Linked DNA regions of Mus musculus: region 1 is linked to region 2. The links are chromatin loops, found by intact Hi-C in ENCODE. Cell type or tissue: left cerebral cortex. All regions are shown on one strand. Links, peaks and the distances in the headings refer to the core of each region. The heading gives the core; the rest is flanking DNA.

What was found. Hi-C counts contacts between places; a loop is a spot of excess contacts. Peaks named below come from ENCODE experiments on the same cell type or tissue, not always from the same donor. Only the 100,000 strongest peaks of a DNase experiment are listed, where the experiment ranks them.
Region 1: a loop joins it to region 2, with 4 times the contacts of the local background. A loop is called at or near these places in 7 of 42 quality-filtered maps.

What each region holds. Positions count from the first base shown.
Region 1 is chr17:87,423,253-87,434,878 of GRCm38, reverse strand. It overlaps Stpg4 (sperm tail PG rich repeat containing 4), which reads left to right and starts at 7,138. Exons shown (of 7, transcript NM_029298.1): 1 at 7,138-7,299; 2 at 9,177-9,236. The coding sequence starts at 7,216. It overlaps Calm2 (calmodulin 2), which reads left to right. Exons shown (of 6, transcript NM_007589.5): 6 at 824-1,478. The coding sequence ends at 852. In left cerebral cortex, for the core only: a CTCF peak has its summit at 6,360; no DNase peak of the experiment used is centred there.
Region 2 is chr17:87,373,986-87,381,985 of GRCm38, reverse strand. Ttc7 (tetratricopeptide repeat domain 7) reads right to left here. Exons shown (of 20, transcript NM_028639.3): 20 at 216-2,137. The coding sequence ends at 1,916. It overlaps LOC102632541 (a long non-coding RNA gene), which reads left to right and starts at 5,527. Exons shown (of 3, transcript XR_003952232.1): 1 at 5,527-6,178. In left cerebral cortex, for the core only: CTCF peaks have their summits at 2,589 (motif pointing right) and 3,188; DNase peaks (open chromatin) are centred at 2,941, 3,252, 4,186, 5,442 and 3 more places; H3K4me3 peaks cover 489 bases; H3K27ac peaks cover 4,754 bases.

The sequences.
Region 1 (11,626 bases), core at 1,941-9,940, 51 kb before region 2:
CTACGCCTGTACCTAGAACACGAACACTGTAACAAGTTGTTAACATTTGGACGGAGCTGTGCAGTTTTTGTAGAAGGTGATGGGATCATTTTAAAAGTTTGAAATTTTACTGTGAATTTCCTAAAATGAAATTAACAGACTGTATGTGACTAGGTTCTGTTTTTTCTTTCTGATTCCAATCTGGAATGGTTTTAATTAAAAAATATCTTGGTTACTTGAAATTGAGATGGCTGCCCAGGAAGTGAGGCTTTTAGAAATGGAAAGGACTTCTTTTTGCCTTTCACTTTTTCACGACGTAACAGTTGTAAGCTGCATAAATGTTAGCCTTATAAAAGTTAAAGCAGTTGTTGCACTGAGGTTACAATTGACTTTTGACCTAACTGATATAAAAATCAAGTGTGGGGGTTGGGGATTTAGCTCAGTGGTAAAGTGCTTGCCTAGCAAGCCCAAGGCCCTAGGTTCGGTCCTCAGCTCCGGAAAAAAGAAAAAAAATAAAAAATAAAAAAATAAAAATCAAGTGTAAAGTAAGCCAAGTAAGGCAAGAATGCTCTCCCTCCCATTCTGTTCCTGGGGATTGAACTCTGGGTCTTACCTCTGCTAGGCAAGTGTTGTACAGTAAGCTCTATCCCTCAGCCCCAACATTAATTGCCTCATGTTTAATGATCTATCTAAGTTTCTAGTGATTATGAAGATAAGCTTTGGCCATTAACTGGCTTCCCTGCTGCTGAGGTGATTGAAGGAAGGGACAGAGGTGCAGTGTGTGGTCACGCTGGCTTGTCCTATGGATGACTCACGTTTCTGTGTTTCTCATTTTTTTTTCCAGAGTTTGTACAAATGATGACAGCGAAGTGAAGACATTGTACAGAATGTGTTAAATTTCTTGTACAAAATTGTTTATTTGCCTTTTCTTTGTTTGTAACTTATCTGTAAAAGGTTCCCCCCCCCTACTGTCAAAAAATATGCATGTATAGTAATTAGGACTTCATTCCTCCATGTTTTCTTCCCTTATCTTACTGTCATTGTCCTTAAACCTTATTTTAGAAAATTGATGAAGTAACATGTTGCATGTGGCTTACTCTGGCTATATCTAAGCCCGTCTGCACATCTAAACTTAGATGGAGTTGGTCCAATGAGGGAACATCTGGGTTATGCCTTTTTTAAAGTAGCTTTTAGGAACTGTCAGCATGTTGTTGTTGAAGTGTGGAGCTGTAACTCTGCGTGGACTGTGGACAGTCAACAATATGTACTTAAAAGTTGCACTATTGCAAAACGGGTGTTTTATCCAGGTACTCGGACACTATTTTTTTGTACTGCTGGTATTGTACCAGGAACATTTTCTTTTATTGTTACTTGCTTTTTAAACTTTGTTTAGCCACTTAAAGAAAACCTGCTCATGGCACAACTTGCCTCAAATCCATTCCAAGTTGTATATTTGTTTTCCAATAAAAAAAATTACAATTTACCCAATTGTTGCTCTGAATCTGAGTGATTTAATAACTATTAGTGTCTGATTTTGGGGATAGCGTGTGAAGTTGCTTTCTCCATGGTGTGAGGTAGACTCTTGTAGGAACTTCCTGCCCTTACAAAAATTAAAAGCCCTTTTTATGGCTGAGCCTTTAAAGGAAGAAGCAGGCACATCTCTTAAGTTTAGGGGCCAGCCTAATGCCTGGTCTACATAGCACATACCAGGCCAGACTGGACTCCACAGTGAGACCCTGTCTCCAAGAAGAAGAAAAAAACCCTTTTATAAATGAACCTTTTGTAAGGAATTGGGATGTAATACATATTTAGCATTTACCTTTTCTTATTTAAAGATTTTAGGTTGATGGGTATGAGTGTTTGGCCTGTACGTATACCACAAGTGTGCCTACTGCCCACAGCAGTCAGGAGAGGGCACCAGGCCCAAGAACTATGTACCAGCTTGTGGATGCTGGGAATGCACGCAACCTGGTCCCTCTCTGTAAGCACAAGGGCTCTCAACTGCTGAAGCCCTCACTCTCCAGCCTGGCTTCCTACCTCTTAGAGCAGCTGCGACTTTGTCCGTAGCTCGCTAGCTGAAGGATGCTATGATTTACCTTTGCTTCTTAGCTTATCAGAGCAATTTCAGCTGTGCTTGCTTATCTGCTTATAGCCTGTTTTACCATAACATAGTTTTAGGGTTAGGTAAGCAGATCACCTAAGCTGTCATTTTTAGCTTTTGCTGTTTCTGCCATTGCTTTCTCTGTCATTTAGGTTCAAGGCATGGTTACCAAGGTTTTTCTTTTCTGCCATTTAAATATCTGATTTCATAGCAAACCACAACCAAGGTTGAAAGGGTGAGTAGAGTTCTTACATGCTTATCATGGCCCACAAGATGCAGAGTTGTCCTAGAAGGTGGGGCAGCTCATTACATAGTAGGTTACTGCCTTATTGCTATAGAGGCTATAGAGGGACTGAGGGAGGGAAGTTAGACACTAACTCTGCTCATCCTATTCCTCAAGTGAAAGCTTTGCTGAAATAGATGGCCATTTGGGAGGCCCTGCCATTGAGTGGTGGTAGTCATTTTTGGGGGGGGGGGGGGTGTTTCGAGACAGGGTTTCTCTGTGTAGCCCTGGCTGTCCTGGAACTCACTCTGTAGACCAGGCTGGCCTCGAACTCAGAAATCCACCTGCCTCTGCCTCCCGAGTGCTGGGATTAAAGGTGTGCATGCGCCACTACTGGCAGGCTGCGGTGTTAGTCTTTAAAAGATCATAAATGTTCACCCTAGGGTGATAAATGGCTTTCACCTTTGTGGACACCACTGTGAATGATCTTCAGGTCTGCTGTCCAAGATCTTAATTAATTTACATACAAGGTGCCATCACTGTTGCCAAGGAGTCTTTCTAGATGTCCAGTGAGATAGTGATTCTTTTTAATAGTCTCTGGCCTTTTGCCTTAAGTATTACCGTGTTTTAAGCCAGGTGCCCCTGTAAAATAACAGTTCTATTAATGTATTTTTTCCAGTTGTTTGGAAGTCCAAATAAATTAATAACTAAGGTACAAATAACCAACCAATAATGAAGTTAAAGGAAGTGTGTGTGTGTGGGGGGGAGGTTGTGTGTGTGTGTGTTGGAATTACAGTGTGTGCCACCATGCCTGGCATTACTTTTTTGCCCTTGTGCTGGGACTCGAGGCCATTGAACTACATCCCTAGCTCACTTGTGCCATGTCTTATGTCATAGAGTACAGAAGACATACAAGGGGTATTCCCCTCGTTTTCCAGGATATTGAAAAATACATAATTCCTATGATCACAGCTGTTGAAACCTTTGGAACTACTCTGTAAGCAATCATTTGAGCCCAGGACTAGGATTTAAAACCATGTCCAAGTCTATCGACAATGTTAGTGTTTGTTTTGCAGGACTATGTAGTAATTAATCCTTGAATGCTATGTGTAGCATGTTTGCTCTGAGATGATTCTGCCAGTTAAAGCACATTTTTTAGAGATGTGGGTGCATATGACATCCATGAGTTCAGTACCTGTGTCGAGGAGGAGGAGGGGTCAGGGCCTCTCAACTGCCATGTGGGTGTTGGAAACCAAACCTAGGTCATGTGTAAGAGCAGCAAGTGCTCTCTGTAGCTGAGCTCAAGCCCCCAAGTTTAGGAAATCACTTCTGTGTCAGGATAATGTATTTAACCATTTATGGTGGTGGTTTTTCCAGTTTGAGATCAGTGAATGGCAGTTTAAAGTTACTTTCGAAGAGGTATTTGGCATAAACTTGGAGTCAAACTCTTCAGCCCTGATTTGAGAGTTATCCTTGGGAAGTAAAATTTCCCAAGAAATTTTAGAAAAACATTTTTGGAGGTCTGATGGGTAACAGGTATTACTAGACACTAAATGTCTTGTAGCTCTAGCTTACATTATTGTTAACCAGAAAAGAAACTCCTGATCCTTTATACAGTGGTAGTGGTGGGTTTTGTTTAGCTTTTTTCTTAACTCCTTGAACTTCCACCTTGAAGTTGTCATCCTCTTCCCCCACCTCTTCCCCCACACTCCCCACCCCCAGCACTAGGATGCCACCCTGTGCCCAGGCGCTGTGATACTAGAGCTAACTTCACAGCTGGGGCATTCTAGACAGCAACTGCCAAATGAGCCTTGTTCCAGCCCCAGCAATGTTTTCCGCAGCTTTGTTTGGTTTGCTCTATGGATGAAAGTCCTTGAAACCAGTGACCTACATGTTTCTAGTCTGAGGTAGACTATTTTTTTTTTCATCTGGTTCCCTTCTTTTCACTTGCACACCTTGTGTAGGTTTCTGGACTTCTCTGTACCTTCTTCATAGTCTCCAGGGTCTCAGTCCCTCGTCTGCTGAGCCAGTTTTACAGGCTCAGCCAAAATAAGAAAGTGCAATGAAGCTCGGGGTGGAATTGACTAACCTGTCATATTTGAGAACTTAGTGTTTATTTTCATCTTAACCATATAACTTCCATCCATTTTATACTTGAAATCCAGGGCCTTTTAAAAATAGTACATTGAGAAGCCAAGTGTGGTAGTGAATGCCTGTAACCTTGGCACTTGGAGGCCTAGGGTGCAGGGGGCTGGAGAGAAGAATGCCAACTTTTTAGAGAAATTAGATGAAATGCTAGCAGAGTTACCAAGGATCTGAGGCAGGCCTGCTGCTCAGCAGGTAAAATATGCTTGCCTCGTGGGCCTGCTGAGCAAGAGCCCAGAACCCACGTGTCAGTGGAAGGAGAGAAAGTCACAAATCTTAAAACCGGACAACTTTTTCTTAGTTCCTGCCCTGGGATTGAAATCAATTGTGTTTTCACAGAATCACAAGATGTTTCAAGAACAGCAATTAAAAATAAAATGTGTGTGTGTGGTGTTTTGCCTCGGTGTTTGTCTCCTGTGTGTGTGTGTGCCTGGTGTTTTGCCTCGGTGTTTGTCTCCTGTGTGTGTGTGTATGCCTGGTGTTTTGCCTCGGTGTTTGTCTCCTGTGTGTGTGTATGCCTGGTGCCCTGGGAGGCCAGAAGAGGTTGCCACATCCCCCAGAACTGCATTTACAAACATTTGTGAGCCACCATGTGGGCGCTGGGAACTGAACCCAGGTCCTCTGGAAGAGCAGCCAGTGTTTTTAACTGCTGAGCAGCCTCTCTAGTTGTGAACATCAATTTTTGAAAGGACCAGTAAGTTAGATTGATACCAAGCTAGAACTGCTCTTACATAAGGTCCTCTTGTGTTCCGATTTAGGTATGTGTGTGCATGTGTATCCCAGCATTTAAGTAGAGGCCCCAGGGCAGCTTTGAGAGTCAGTTTTGTGCTTATACCACGTGGTTTCCAGGGATGTTAAACTCAACATGATCAGGCTAAGAGGCCCAGGAAGTTGTTTTTCCCCTCAGAGCTCCAGCCCTGAGAATATTTTCAGTTTATATGTATGAGTGCTTTGCCTGTGGGTATGTGTGTGCCCCCTGTGTGTGCCTTGCTCGTACCTACAGGAGTCAGAGGCATTGGATCTCCTGGAATTGGAGTCAGGACTGTGAGCCACCGTGTGAGTGTTGGGAACCTAACCTCAGTCCTCCGGAAAAGCAGCCAGTGCTCCTAGCTGTGGAGTCCTTTCTCTGGAATTAGATGGTTTTAGGGAACAAAGCGAGGGAAGAAACAACCATCTAATTAACTAAAGATCTAAATAACTTTAGAAGTCCCACAGTCTTTACATATTCTTAAAATTTCAATCTCTTTAAAATATCCATCTCTTTTAAAATCCAAAGTCTTTTTACAATTAAAAGTCTCTTAACTGTGGGCTCCACTAAAACAGTTTCTTCCTTCAAGAGGGAAAATATCAGGGCACAGTCACAATCAAAAGCAAAAGTCAATCTTCAACCATCCAATGTCTGGGATCCAACTCACGATCTTCTGGGCTCCTCCAAGGACTTGGGTCACTTCTCCAGCCATGCCCTTTGTAGCACACGCATCATCCTCTAGGCTCCAGCTGCCTGTACTCCACTGCTGCTGCTGCTCTTGGTGGTCATCTCAGAGTGTACTCACTCTTGAAAGTTGGTGGTGAGAAACCAAAACCTCATGCTGTTGAGGGCAGAGACGATTTGGAGCTGGCCAGAGCTGGGTTTGAATTCTTGGGCTTCCGGGTGTCATAGTGTCACTGTCGGAGGAAGCTGTCCTCATTCTTCAGATGGAACCAATTAATGCCTGCCTTGTGAGGGTTGCCTGAAGCGTAAATGGAAAATAAGGTTGAAAAACTTTTTAAAAATCTTTCTGGGGCTGGAGAGGTGGCTCAGTGGTTAAGAACAGTGGCTGCTCTTCCAGAGGTCTTGAGTTTAATCCCCGGCAACCACATGGTGGCTCACAACCATCTGTAATGGAACCTGATACCCTTTTCTGGCACACAAGTGTACATGCAGATAGAGTGCTTATACATAAATCTAAAAGAGAGAGAAAGAGAAGGGAGGGAAGGAGAGAGGGAGGGAGGGAGGGAGGGAGGGAGGAAGAGACTAGAGAGACTGGCTCAGTGGTTAAGAACACTCATGGTTCTTTCAGAGGTCCTGAGTTCAATTCCCAGCAACCACATGGTGGCTCACAACCATCTGTAATGAGATTCGATGCCCTCTTCTGGTGTGTTGTGTCTGAAGACAACAACAGTGTACTCACATACATACATACATACATACATACATACATACATAAAATAATTTTTTTAAAAAGCTATTTGTTTAAAAAAATTTTTTTTCTAGGTTGAGAAGCTACAGCCAAAAAGGTCAGAGAGGCCCACTGGGCAAAAGGCCTATGGAAGAGATGGGTAGGTGGCCTGCTGTCATAGCCAAGGGGCTAGCCTAGTGTTCAGGATTGCCCCGATTCCAACCCAAAGTTGTTTTGATAGAATGGGATCTTAAAGCTAAATATGCTACCAGTTTCTCCTTCTAGGATGTGGGGTTGATGGTGATTGGTGAGGGAATGGTCGAGTTTGTGGGGTGCCTGTCTATACACACCGAAGAACTCGGGCAACTTCACAGTCCCCTATATTTTATGACTCACACACATGGCCATCTCAAAGACCGTCTACTGAGTCAGCTTCGCTGATGCCTGCCTCGTGCCTCGCTTCCCTGTCCCCACCACTGGAGGTGACCTTCAGGATTCTTTCTGCACGAGGCTTTCACGCGCGCAGGCTTGGAATCAATCGGCCCGTGGCCACGGTTCCTAGCGGTTCCGCGGCTGCCAGCACTGACCCGTGGCAAGAGGAGGTCGCAATGGCCGAGCCAACCGTTGTCATAGCCCCCACCACAGTACCAAGAGAAGACCTGGGACATGGGGAGCCGCTCCTCATGACTGCGGTAGGGTAGCCTGCCCCTTGTGGCTCCGCAGCCGGGGCTCAGGGAGCCCAGAGCCTTTTCCGCGTCCCTACTTCAGGCCCTCGAGCTGCTTAGCCTTCTTGCCGAGAGACTCTTATCGAGTCTGGAGCTGCCTGATTCTTTGTTTTATTTGATTGTGATTTGATTTTCTTTTTCTCTGCCACTTCCCTTACCTTCTTTCTCCACCCCTACCCTCCCCGCCACAATTTACTAGCGTCAATAGAGGGATTAGATTTTCATCCTTTCGCTTGCCTCTGTTAAAGAATGCAGTTTGCAGTTCTGCCTGCCCTGCCTTCCCTACTTTAGTACATTAAAAAAAAAAATCGGATGAGGAATGTTTAGCCTATCATTTACGTTCTCCTTTAAAGTGAATCTAAAATGATAGGTGGTTGGATTATAAACCGCTCGTCTGGGTCAAAGGGACAGCTCATTTGGTCTTGTCAATCCGTCAAGACAGTCCGTCCCAGCCCTACCTCCCTTCTCTGCTTTGGAGCAGGATGCGGGAAACCTGTTTTGACCTGCCTGAGAAAAATTTCTTTCTGACTGCAAAATGTGCAACTAAGAAATCAACAGGAATCTAATAAAAGAGTGTGCTGGGTGGGAGGAGACTGATTTGGATGTCTAGCATGGCATCAAACCATGGAAACTCTTTTGCTATTGAGAGGAATGTACGTAGTTCACAGTGGCACTACAGAACTCACGGAGTTGATTTCAGTTAGAAGACAGGGTGGGCCGCATCTGCCATTTTTACCAATTATTCTTTTGGGTATTCTTGCTTGAGATTCCCTATTTCATATTATAAACTGAAAGTAGAATTTGATATTTTCATGATTTGTAATAGCACAAAAAGAAAACCCAAACACCCAGGTTCTGTGGACAGTGGGGCTGAAGAAAACTTGAGGTCATCAAAAGTTTATATGAAGTGCTTGCTGTCGAGACAGGAAACCCAGGGAAACTGAGGCATACCCAATCCATCTGTTTCCTTCTCTCTTTCTCTTCTTTCTTTCTTTCTCTCTCTCTCTCTCTCTCTCTCTCTCTCTCTCTGTGTCTCTCTCTGTCTCTCTCTCTCTCTGTCTCTCTCTCTCTTTCTTTCTTTCTTTCTTTTCTCTCTCTCTCTCTTTTTTTTTTTTTTTTTTTTTTTTTTTGGTTTTTCAAGACAAGGTTTCTCTGTGTAGCCCCGGCTGTCCTGGAACTCACGCTGTAGACCAGGCTGGCCTCGAACTCAGAAATCCGCCTGCCTCTGCCTCCCAAGTGCTGGGATTAAAGGCATGCGCCACCATTCTTAACTTGACAGACGAGATGTTAAAAATAGAACTTAACCATTTATCAAGCAGTGACTTAATAAATGTGGCTGTGTGTACGTGTGTCCCACCCCTCTCTCCATGTGACTCCCTGGCTGGCCTGGAGCTCACTGTGTAGACCAGGCTGGCCTAGAACTCACAGAGATCCACCTGCCTGTCTCCCTTATTAAAGGTGTGCACCACCACACCTCCATGCCCAGATAGTGTTTATTTTTATAGTTCTGTGAGAGAGCACAGCGCAGAAGGGTTGGCTGAGCAACTTGCCCAGGGCATTTAGTCACCACACAAAGGAGTCATGGCCTAATACTACCTAATGCTCTTTTAACATCTCTGTGAGATACAGTATTTCTTTTAATGTCACTAAAGAGATTTTAGATACTAAAAACCTCTTAGCATCTTAACAATGTAAGGAAATAGTACGGGCAAAGCGTATGTCGCTTTCGTTTTAATAATGGTAGGTAGCTACTTGGTTTGGTACGGGCAATTTAGGTTCCTCAGGTAGATAATTTCAAGAGATCACCTTCTAAACAAATAAGCAGATTTTTTGTTTGTTCATAGAAACAAGTCAAGAAGACGCCAGGTCTTGAGAGAGAAGGATGGTGGAGGCTCACAATAACGGTCTGTATACCCTCACTCTTTCCAGTTCCACACTTGTCTTCCTCCCCCTGGTGTTAGTCAGTCCTGCCTTCTCAGGCAGCAACACTTAACTGTGAGAAAACCGAGTCTACTCAGCTCTGCACACATTGCATTTCTGTTTGTGCTTTTAGAACTCGCTAAGTTCTAGAGTTTAGGATGAGACATTAGCTTTAAGCGTCGAATGTAAGAGTTTAAAGCGTGAAAGAGACCTAGAGATCTCGGTGCTTGCTTACCGAGTGGCTCGCGAAGGCCAACCTTCAATCTCGGTCCCATTCAACTCCTCCCACCTAGGATCTCAGTCAGGTCCTCTGTGGAAAGGGGATTTGGCTTCTGGTTTTTGTCACAGAGAAGCCAGTTTGTTAACACGATGTCCTAGTCAGGGTTACTGATGCTCTGATGAAACGGATGAATCACTGCGGCCAAAGCAACTGAGGGAGGAAACGGTTTATTTCAGCTTACACTTTGGGTAACAGTCCGTTACTGGGGGAAGTCAGAGCAGGAACTCAAACAGGGCAGGAACCTGGAGGCAGGAGCTGACGCAGAGGCCATGGAGGGATACTGCTTACTGGCTTGCTCCTCATGGCCTGCTCAGCCTGCTTTCTTAAAGAACTCAGGACCAGGGCTGGAGAGATGGCGCAGAGGTTAAGCACACTGACTGCTCTTCCTAAGGTCCTGAGTTCAAATCCCAGCAACCACATGGTGGCTCACAACCATCCGTAATGGGATCTGATGCCCTCTTCTGGGGTGTCTGAAGACAGTACCACGTACTTACATATAATAAATAAATAAATCTTTAAAAAAAAATAACTCAGGACCTCCAGGCCAGGAATGGCACCACCCACAGTGGGCTGGGCCTTCCCCCATAAGAAAATGCCCTCCTGTCAGATCTTACTTTCTCAGTTGAGGTTCCCTCCTTTCAGATAACTCTAGCTTGTGTCAAGTATGAGTAGCCAGCACGGATGGTAAGTGTGTCAGGTACGTAAGAATAAGCTGGTAGCATATGAAAGAATGGCCCATTCACTCTCTCAAAGGACACTTTTGCATTACAGACATTTATCTATCAAAAGGCTTCAAAAATAGAGGCAAATTTCAGCCAAACTAATTTTAATTTTAACAAAAGACATGGTCTGAGTACTCACTGGAAAGCTAGCCAGAGTCCAGCAGGTGCTAAAACTTCAGGTCCCGCCTTAGAGCCACACTGTGTCCATGGTTTGAAGTACCAAGCCCCTTCTTGGCCATGTGCGCACCTTCCTCCTGAGGCTGCCGCTCTATTTCACTTCACTCTTTTTTTTTTTTTAAAGATTTATTTATTCAAGTACACTGTAGCTGTCTTCAGACACACCAGAAGAGGGCACCATATCTCATTACAGATGGTTGTGAGCCACCATGTGGTTGCTGGGATTTGAACTCAGGACCTTTGGAAGAGCAATCAGTGCTCTTAACCACTGAGCCATCTCTCCAGCCCTTCACTTCACTCTTGAGGCTCGTTAGAAACATTGTATCTGCTAGCCAAGCCACTGAACTCTGTAGTGACTCACTGACCTGCAATCTGTGGCCAGAGAACTACAGCGAGACACTCATTACCTTTCAACAAGGTAACTTTTGGACTAGTGAGAATGTTCAGTAGATGAAGGTGCCTGCCACTAAGGCTGAGGTCTATCCCCAGGCCCCATGTGGGGGAAGGGCAAGAATTAACTCTACCCTTTGACCCTTACATGCACACCATACCTGACATGCCAGACCTCACTCCACATACACAAAATAAATATATAAAATATGCCTTTTTTTTTCTTACATCGGTTTTCACTATATAGCCTTGATTGGCCCAGAACTCATTATGTAGATCAGGTTGGCCTTGAACTTGCAGAGCTCTGAGATTCAAGGGCACTTGCAATAAAGTTGTTTATTTTATTTATTCTCTTTACAACTTTATTTTGTGTCTATGAGTACACTGTAACTCTCTTCAGACACATGAGAAGCAGACATGGGATCCCACTAGAGATAGTTGTGAGCCACCATCCACTGAGACATCTCTCCAGCCTGCCTGTAATAAAGGTTACAGGTAACTTTTAGCCCTGGTTCTAGTACAATGTCCTGAAGTTGCTTCAGAGAGGAATTACTCACAGTGCTTTTGAGATTTTTCTTCTATCACAAATGTTTGGGAGCAGGTGGCTGGAAAAATTCTGGCTCAGTGGTGAAGAACAATGACTGCTCTTCCATGGGACCTGGGTTCAATTCTCAGCACCAACATAGCTGCTAACTGTTGCTTAATTCTAGCTCCAAGGGATTCAGCATTCTGCACTGACTTCTGTGTATTCTGCACAAATGTAGTATTACCTAATATATAAAATAAAAATAAAGAATATTAAGAA
Region 2 (8,000 bases), core at 1-8,000:
ACCCCTCTACCTCCCCCGAGAACTTGCAGGCATTGGCTTGACCTCTAGTCTTACTGCTTACCCGATAGGAATCAACCTTCTCGGAGCTGGGCCTCTTCTCTCTTCCCACTCTCCTTCCCTCAGCCCTGCCTTTTGGGTTTCTCCTCTGACAGGGTCTCTTCTCCAGGGCCCGGGTCACTGCTCTATGCTGAGCATCAAGTAACTGGACACTCTTCAGACAGTCTTGTCCCCCTCCAAGGGTCTTTTATTCAATTTCCAAAGTCACTGTCAGGCACTGGGCCTGCCTCCTAGGGCCTCCAAAGAGAGGACGCTTAGTCAGTCCACACATTTGCTGTCTTTCCCACTGCCAAGATTGACCTCCAAGGCCAGCCAATAGTATCTGCTTTTCTCTTTTTTACTCTAACAGAATTCCATAAAAATATAGATCTCTAGCATATATATACATATACATATATATATATATGCACACACATACACATATACACATAGAGACCCTTCAACCAAGGACTGAATAGCCTCCCTTTGGCCTGTGGCTGTGGCCAGGAGGCACCAGCTCTCTGGAGACACGAGGGGACAAGCAGGGTACATCAGTCCACCACGGAGCCAGACTCCAACGGCTTTCTCCGCAAGGCCACTGTGGTCAGCACGGTGACCCCTGACACATTCTAACACAAGCGCAAGGTGAACCCGAGGGAGCTCTACCCAGAGTAGGGGAGACAGAAGGAACTCTCTGCTAGGCCTTGGGGAATGGCTTCCTGAGGGAAAGTTTCAAAACCAGAGTGCATGGCTGACGAGCCAGGGAGGGACAGCTGCCCAGCGACCTGACAGAGAGCACGCGGGCACAGAAAGGTGAGGCAGGCTGTCAGGTTCCTCAAGCATGGCCGCTGTGGGAATCTAGGCAGGGGAGCACAAAAGGCCAAGCTGGGGCTTTGGGGTCACTCAGCAAAGCCTAAGATGAAAACTGGGCAGTGGGTGATGAGGTGTACTGGGCTGAGGCCTATAAATGGTCACTTGGATGTCATTCACCCAAGTGGGCGGGTCCAAAGACTTGAGGGACTGTGTACTCAAGGTACCAGGAATGGCTACGTCAGAACCCTGTTTTGTATTCCAAGGCGTATCCTGGAGGCCACCGGCTCAGGGCCCACGGAGTCTACTGACTGGGGCGTGTCTCCAGGGAGATGACAGTGAGTGAAAATGGAAGACGGGGGACGGTGTTTAGAGGCCTGGCCGACATGAGTCCAAAAGGCACTTGGTGGTACAGAGAAATCACATGTAGCCTCTAGGCAACCTCCCCATAAAGGAAACACCAGGCATCAACAGGGCCAATTCAGGCTGACAAGAGCCCAGGAGCCCACTGTCCCTCTTTGTATCTGGGACCTCAAGCTGTGGCTGTCCTGGGCAAGGCTTCAAGCTTTGCACTGCCCTGAGATCGGATGGGGAAATGTATCCGGGGCTCTCCGGCACGTCTGCTCACAGCTCTGTGAAGTCGCTGAGATTCAAGCCAGTTTGTCTCCCAAGGCACTCATCTCTGTGGTACACAAACTCAAGATTGGTTCATCCCAAACCAGGAAACCCGGGGTGGTGGGGGAAGCCAAGGAAGGGGCTTGGCTCCCAGACACACCTTTTATCTAAGAGGTGCCCAGCAACCGGCAGTCTCTGGGGGAGGCGAGGCGTTTGCCTTGGATGCAAATCTTGTCCCCCCAGCTTCAGTCAGGAGCTTAGGCCCAGCTGGGCCTGCAGGGTGTGGAGTGTGGGAGGAGAAGTGGCATGGAAGCCAGTGGAAGTGCTCACTTGTCATCTATTCCCTGAGGCCCCACATCTGGACACACGCCCTTCCCTGCCCCCTGCCTGTGTCTGCTGCCCCCGCCCCGCCCCTGGCAGGCAGTATATGGCTGCCAGCTGCAGCTGCAGAGGCTCACAGCTCTCTGGCAATGATGGAGAAGGGCAGCACAGGGCTGCTGGCCTCCAGCTCCAGGGCTGTGAGGAAGCAGTCCACGGCCGCTTCGTTCTGGCCTTGGTCCTGCAGCACCTCCCCCAGGCCCTGCCACGCTTCGTGGAAGGTGCTCTGTCTCTCCACAGCATCCCGCAGCACCTTCTGGGCCAGGCTCTTGTGGCCCAGCTGACTCAGCATCAGACCCTAGAAAGGAAGCAGAGGACGAGGTTAACCAGGCCTGGGCCTCCAGAGCCGGTGGGGAGAGCTTAGCAACCAGGGCGAGCCAGAGAGGCCCTCAGGTCTGGCTGGGCCACAGACAAATGACTGTGCCCTTTACTTATGCAAAACCCATCCGACCCTGCCCAAGCCCTGTTTTAACCTGTAGTAGCTATGTTCCTCTTGTCTTCAAAAGATGGGCCTTTAAGCCTAGACCTGATTTTGAGTGGCCCCGTGTGGGGAATTCTGAGCCCTCCAACTCACTCTTCAACAAATGGAAAAATAAAAATAAAATAATGCATTTTATCAGGGCCTGGGCATCTAAGCCGGGTGGCAGGAATGAGTCAGTGGACGAAAAGCTGTCTAAGACTGGAGCATGCTCAGTAGTGCCCAGGCCACGCTGCCCCTCACCCCAAGGGGGCACCCACAGCAGGAAGGTTATCTAGTTTTGTGACAAAGAGGGGGTGCTTGTCTGCCTGCCTCAGCAGCCCATCTTCCCCCGGGGACTGCTGGGTCCCGAGACCAAGCAGCCAGCAGACTCTACGCTCACAGGTGCCAGGGCGGGCGGGCGCTGGAGGGAGTGGATCAGGGCACAGAGCAGTTGCTGAGAGAATGAGAGAAAAGGGACTCAGCTATCCAAGGCCCCTTCGGTCAAGAGCAGGAAGTATGGCTTTGCAGTTTTAGCTCAAAGGACCACTGCAAAGAACTGAAGAGAGTAAGCTAGAGGAAGTGCCAGGAATTGTCACAAAGCGGGTGGGAAGTGAAACCGGCAGTCTTGAACATCCCCCATCCTCCCAGGGACAAGGACAAGGGACAGGGTGTGGGCACGGGGAAGGCTCCAGGTCCCAGAAAGGCTACTCTGTACCATTCTACTGACCTGCCACTGTGAAGGTATCCCAGGATGCTGAGAAGTGAGCACTTCTCTTGTTCCAAAGAGTGGAGGTATAAATCTTCAACCCTGATCTCCTGGGGAGGCAGGGGACCAGAGTGGGGGCAGGGAGCTGTCTTTGTGCCTGAAGCCCCCTCTCTGCAGCCCGCCCACTGGCGGCCATGCACATTTTTAGCTGGATTATTCTCCTCCTCCTCCCCAAGCTCCCTAGAGTTAGGCCCTTGGTTGCTATGGAGACGCACCAGGAAAGATGTACATGGCTGACTTCATAAATCCTAAGAGAGCTTGGAACATGACCAATTAGGCAGCAGAGAGGGTGCTGAGGAGGACTGGGGAAAGCTCTGTCTCCAGAGGCGCTGGCTGGAGGTCCTGGGGCCACAACCGACTCGTCGAGTGGCACCCTCCTATGACCCTAAGCATAGACACACCCAAGGACCCAGGAGTTCGGTAGCCTCAGCTGAGGCTGGAGAACAGCAGGTGGGGGCAGGGAGTAGCGGCACACAGGGCTGACCAGATGCACACAGCAGTGCTGACTCAGGGTTACCAGAACCAGCGGCAGGCAGCGTCTGTCCGGCCAGTAGTGCCCAGGCCACGCAGTTCTGCCCACATGGCCAGGGCAGGACCTTAAGTAGCTCACTCACAATGGAACAGGGCCTACAGGCTGGAAGGAAGGAAGGTTCTAGCCGATGGCTATCAGACACCAAAATGAAGTACCAAAAACCAAGCGCTCTGAAGCCTCTCAATGCTACCCACAGGGAGTGCTTGAGGATAGAGGTGGCCAGCGGGGCCTGTCAGAGGGGTGGGTGTGGGGTGTGGGGTGTGGGGTGGTGGTGGGGCGGGTCTACTTGCTTCTCTTCTCTGCGCTTTCTTTCTGGAGCTGCCTTCCACAGGAAACTTTATTGGTAAGAAGAGTCCACCCCCCTCACCTCCCAATCTCTAGCTGGGTCTAGTGGTGCAAACCCATCGTCCCAGCCACTTGGGAGGCTGAGGCAGGAGAATAACAAGTTGAAGACCTGACCAGGCAAGAGAGTTCTAGGCTAGCCTGGGGAACTTAGCGGAAACCAAATGGAAATAAACAGAGAGCAGGGAAGGAGCTCTGTGGTACGCTGCGCTGCCACCGCTTGCCTAACTTGCCTAACAAGTAGGGAGGCTGGCAGAGAGAAGGTGTGGGTGTTTGGGAAGGAGCCAGATGTGTCTGCAGGCTGAACGTGCGCCTCAGTAGAGAACAAAGGCCAGGGCTTAGCAGCCAGAAGGCCAGCTCTGCCACTGACATGCACTGTGACCTCAGCAAACTGACATGGGTCTCTGTAAACTGGGGGGAGAGGGAGGGGGAGGGGGAGGGTCAGTTGGGGGTTGGGGGGAGTCCTTCCTCACAGGGCTGCTGAGAACTCTGGAAGGATGAATCTGGAGAAGGTGCAGCCAGACTCGCAGTAGCAAACAACAGCAACTTCTTTAGGAAGGCCACAGCGGGCATGGGGCACGGAGAGGCCAGTACTGTCCACTTCCTTAGACGGAAGGAGATGGCAGGGTCCTCTGTTAGGAAGGACTGTGCAGTGGAACTGGCTCATGTCCCACCCCCACCCCAACATGCTGACCTTAGAACCTGAAAGAAGACACCAGGCCAGGATGGGGTCAGGCTAAGGCCTGGAGGCCCAGGGCCTGTAACAGGATCTGTGGCCACCTGCCCCTGACACCAGCAGCATTTGTGTTTGGTAGCAACCCAGTGCTGTTTGCTGCCTGACAACTGGGTGGGACCCAAGCACAGGAAGATGCAAGGTCTCACCTGCTGTCCCCAGCCTGGCACTGCCCCCAGGGCCCATCAGCACCCTCCTGACACTTCACTGGCTCCAGGTCTCCAGGGAGATGGTGGGAACACAGAACTGGTGTCTCAGTTCAATCCACAGTCTGTCCCCACAGAGTCCCCCCCTCTGTCCCCGCTTGTCCCTCATCTGCTGGGAGGGATCTAGTTCTGTGAAGAGGCCCTTAGTTTCTGACCCTTCACTGTGGAGCCATGACTGGGCTGCCCGCTCACAGGGAGTTGGCAGCCATGTAAAAGTTACCCATGCCCGTGGAACACTGTACTTGCATGACGCACTTGGACTACAAACAGCCATCACAGGGGCTTCTGGGACAGACAGGACGATGGTTAAAGTCTCCAGAAATTCCCATCTCTAGTGCCTCTTTCCTCAGCTCTCAGAAGGGCTCCTGCCCACACCACTCTTTGAGGGCTCTGTTCTCCCAGGAAGCCTTTCCTGAGGTCAGACACCACCTCCACATCATAGTTGGTAACCGTGGGGCTCCTGTGGACCTTCCCGGCTTGTGTTCCAGGGAGAAAGAGGGGGGGGGAGAGAGAGACTGACTTCCCTGCCAGCCTTTCTGCTCTAAGCAAGGCAGCAGCTCTCAACAGAAGCCAGGTGGGAGGGTCCTGGACACACACAACACACCACACACACACACACACACACACACACACACACACACACACACACACACACACACACCACAGCCAAGGATGCCTGGCTTTGCCTTAAGGGCTTCCTGGGTTGGACTTCCTGCTTCAGTGAGCTCAGGAGGCCTGTAGTCTGAGGGGCCTATACTTGGCCGAGGTCTGGAGACTGAGAGTGCGGGGCATTTCCTGTTAGGAGTTCGTTGTCTGTTGAGCCTCAGGGTAGAACTGAGGCCATAGCTGGGTGTGGAAAAGAAGGAAGGGCCTTCTTAGCCCTTTCTTAGGCTTTGCCACTAACACTCTCACCCCATTAATTCAGTGCCTCATGATGTCAGAAGAACGGAGGCGTAGCAGAAAGGTCCCGAGGGGGTGTGGGCTTACGTCTTCTAGGGAGCCCAACCCGGGAAGTGGTCCTTAGTGCTAGGCCAGCTGTGGGCCAAGCTGGGCGCTGCTCCCCACCCCTGCCCTGAAGTATTTATAGAAGCTAGTCTGGGAATTTTCTCTCTGAGCTCCAGGCACATTCCTGGGATTCTGTTAACAGCCTTTCCAGCCGGGAAGCTGGGAATCAGCCGGGAGGCTGCGGGAGTCGGCAGGGCCCTGGAGGCCCCGCTTGAAGCCACCGGGACTGCGTTCAGGAGCCACTGCACTGGAGGGGTCTTCTTCAGGCACTCTTGGGGAGACTACATGCTTCTAGGTCAGTGCTGGCTCCAGGTTTGCTCCCTCAACCTGTCCAACCAGACGGGGACACAGCCGTCGAGTCCCATACCCCTTCTAGAACACAGCTACTAGAGTCACCGGCCAGTTCTACTTTCCCGTCGGAGGCAAAGGGCACCTAGTGTCCAGTTGATATGCTACCCTGGGTTTCTTGAAAGGCCCTTGCTGAGAAGGTAGGTACCCAGGGTCACTAGACCAGCCTAGGAGGGGTCTTCTAGAGTACTGGTGGCTGGTCGCTCTTGTGTGACCAAACCCACGCCTGTGTCTTTCTCTTCCTGGGTCTCTGGGATGCAGCACAACTGTCTTCCCTGATTGGCTGAGGTTATCTGTCTTCAGAGGGGTCTGTAGGGTAAGCGGCCAAAAGCTCTGGAGTACCCACAGGCAGGTCACATCTGGTGACTCTATGGCTTACAGAGGACCAGGAAGTGAAAGCCTTTGCCAGCCCCACTGCTGGTGGAGGCTCACCACTCACCTGCTGGGGACTGGGGTAGATTATGAGGCTGAGTTTTAGAGGAGAGGCATTTAAGGAATGGGTAGCCTGTGGGACACGGGGCTAAGGGCCACACCCTGGGCCACCACTGGACACAGTCTTTTCCTGGATCCTGGGGCTCAACAAGACAACTGTGCCCAGCCAGGCAAGCTGGGTGGAGTCGCGGGGGGATTCTGAACCCTGGCCTGTCCTTGCACTACTACAGAGGCAATGCCCAGGACTTCCTCTCCCCCACATCTGTGTGCCACAAGGAGCATGCCTCCAGGGAGAAGTGGAAAGAAACGCACAACCAAATCACCTCATCTGGGGGTCAAATGGTCAGGACGGTTCCACAGAAGGAATTTGTCTGGCAGACAGAAGCTTCAGACCGTGGCTACCCCACAGTATCTCTCCCCCTTCCTCATCCTCCCCATCTTCATCCTCCTCATCTTTCTTCCCCATCTTCCCCATCTCTCTTCCCCATCCTCCCCATCTCTCCCCCTTCCTCATCCTCCTCATCTTTCTTCCCCATCTTCCCCATCTCTCTTCCCCATCCTCCCCATCTCTCCCCCTTCCTCATCCTCCTCATCTCTCTTCCCCATCCTCCCCATCTCTCTTCCCCATCCTCCCCGCCTCTCTTCCCCATCCTCCTCGTCATCTCTCTTCCCCATCCTCCTTGTCATCTCTCTTCCCCATCCTCCCCATCTCTCTTCCCCATCCTCCCCATCTCTCTTCCCCATCTTCCTCATCATCTCTCTTCCCCATCCTCCCCATCTCTCTTCCCCATCCTCCTTGTCATCTCTCTTCCCCATCCTCCCCATCTCTCCCCCCATCCCCATCCTCCCCATCTCTCCCCCATCCTTATCCTCCCCATCTCTCTTCCCAATCTCTCTTCCCCATCCTCCCCATCTCTCTTCCCCATGTGCCCCATCTCTTCCCCCATCTTCATCATCCTCATCTCTCTTCCCCATCCTCCCCATCTCTCCCCCCATCCCCATCCTCCCCGTCTCTCTTCCCCATCCTCCCCATTCTCGGCAAAAGGCCAGACTTCTGATCTTCCTGCTCTCCCAGTTGCCTGCTCTTCTCAAAGCCATCCACCGCAGCCCAGCTAACGGGCAAGCACCAAGCCACATCAAATCGCTTTGGCCCCTGAGATCCAGGTCATGGCAGCAGAGGCAGAAGGGTCTGGGCTGTGTCAGGGGCCCCGAGGCTTGGCTGCTTTGTGTAACCCTCGCTCTGCACAACACTGGAGAACCTTCAGAGATCTCAGCCTCTCAGGATATTACAGAGGAAGAAGAGTGTCCTGAGAGGCTGAGGAGTAAAGCTCTTTCTC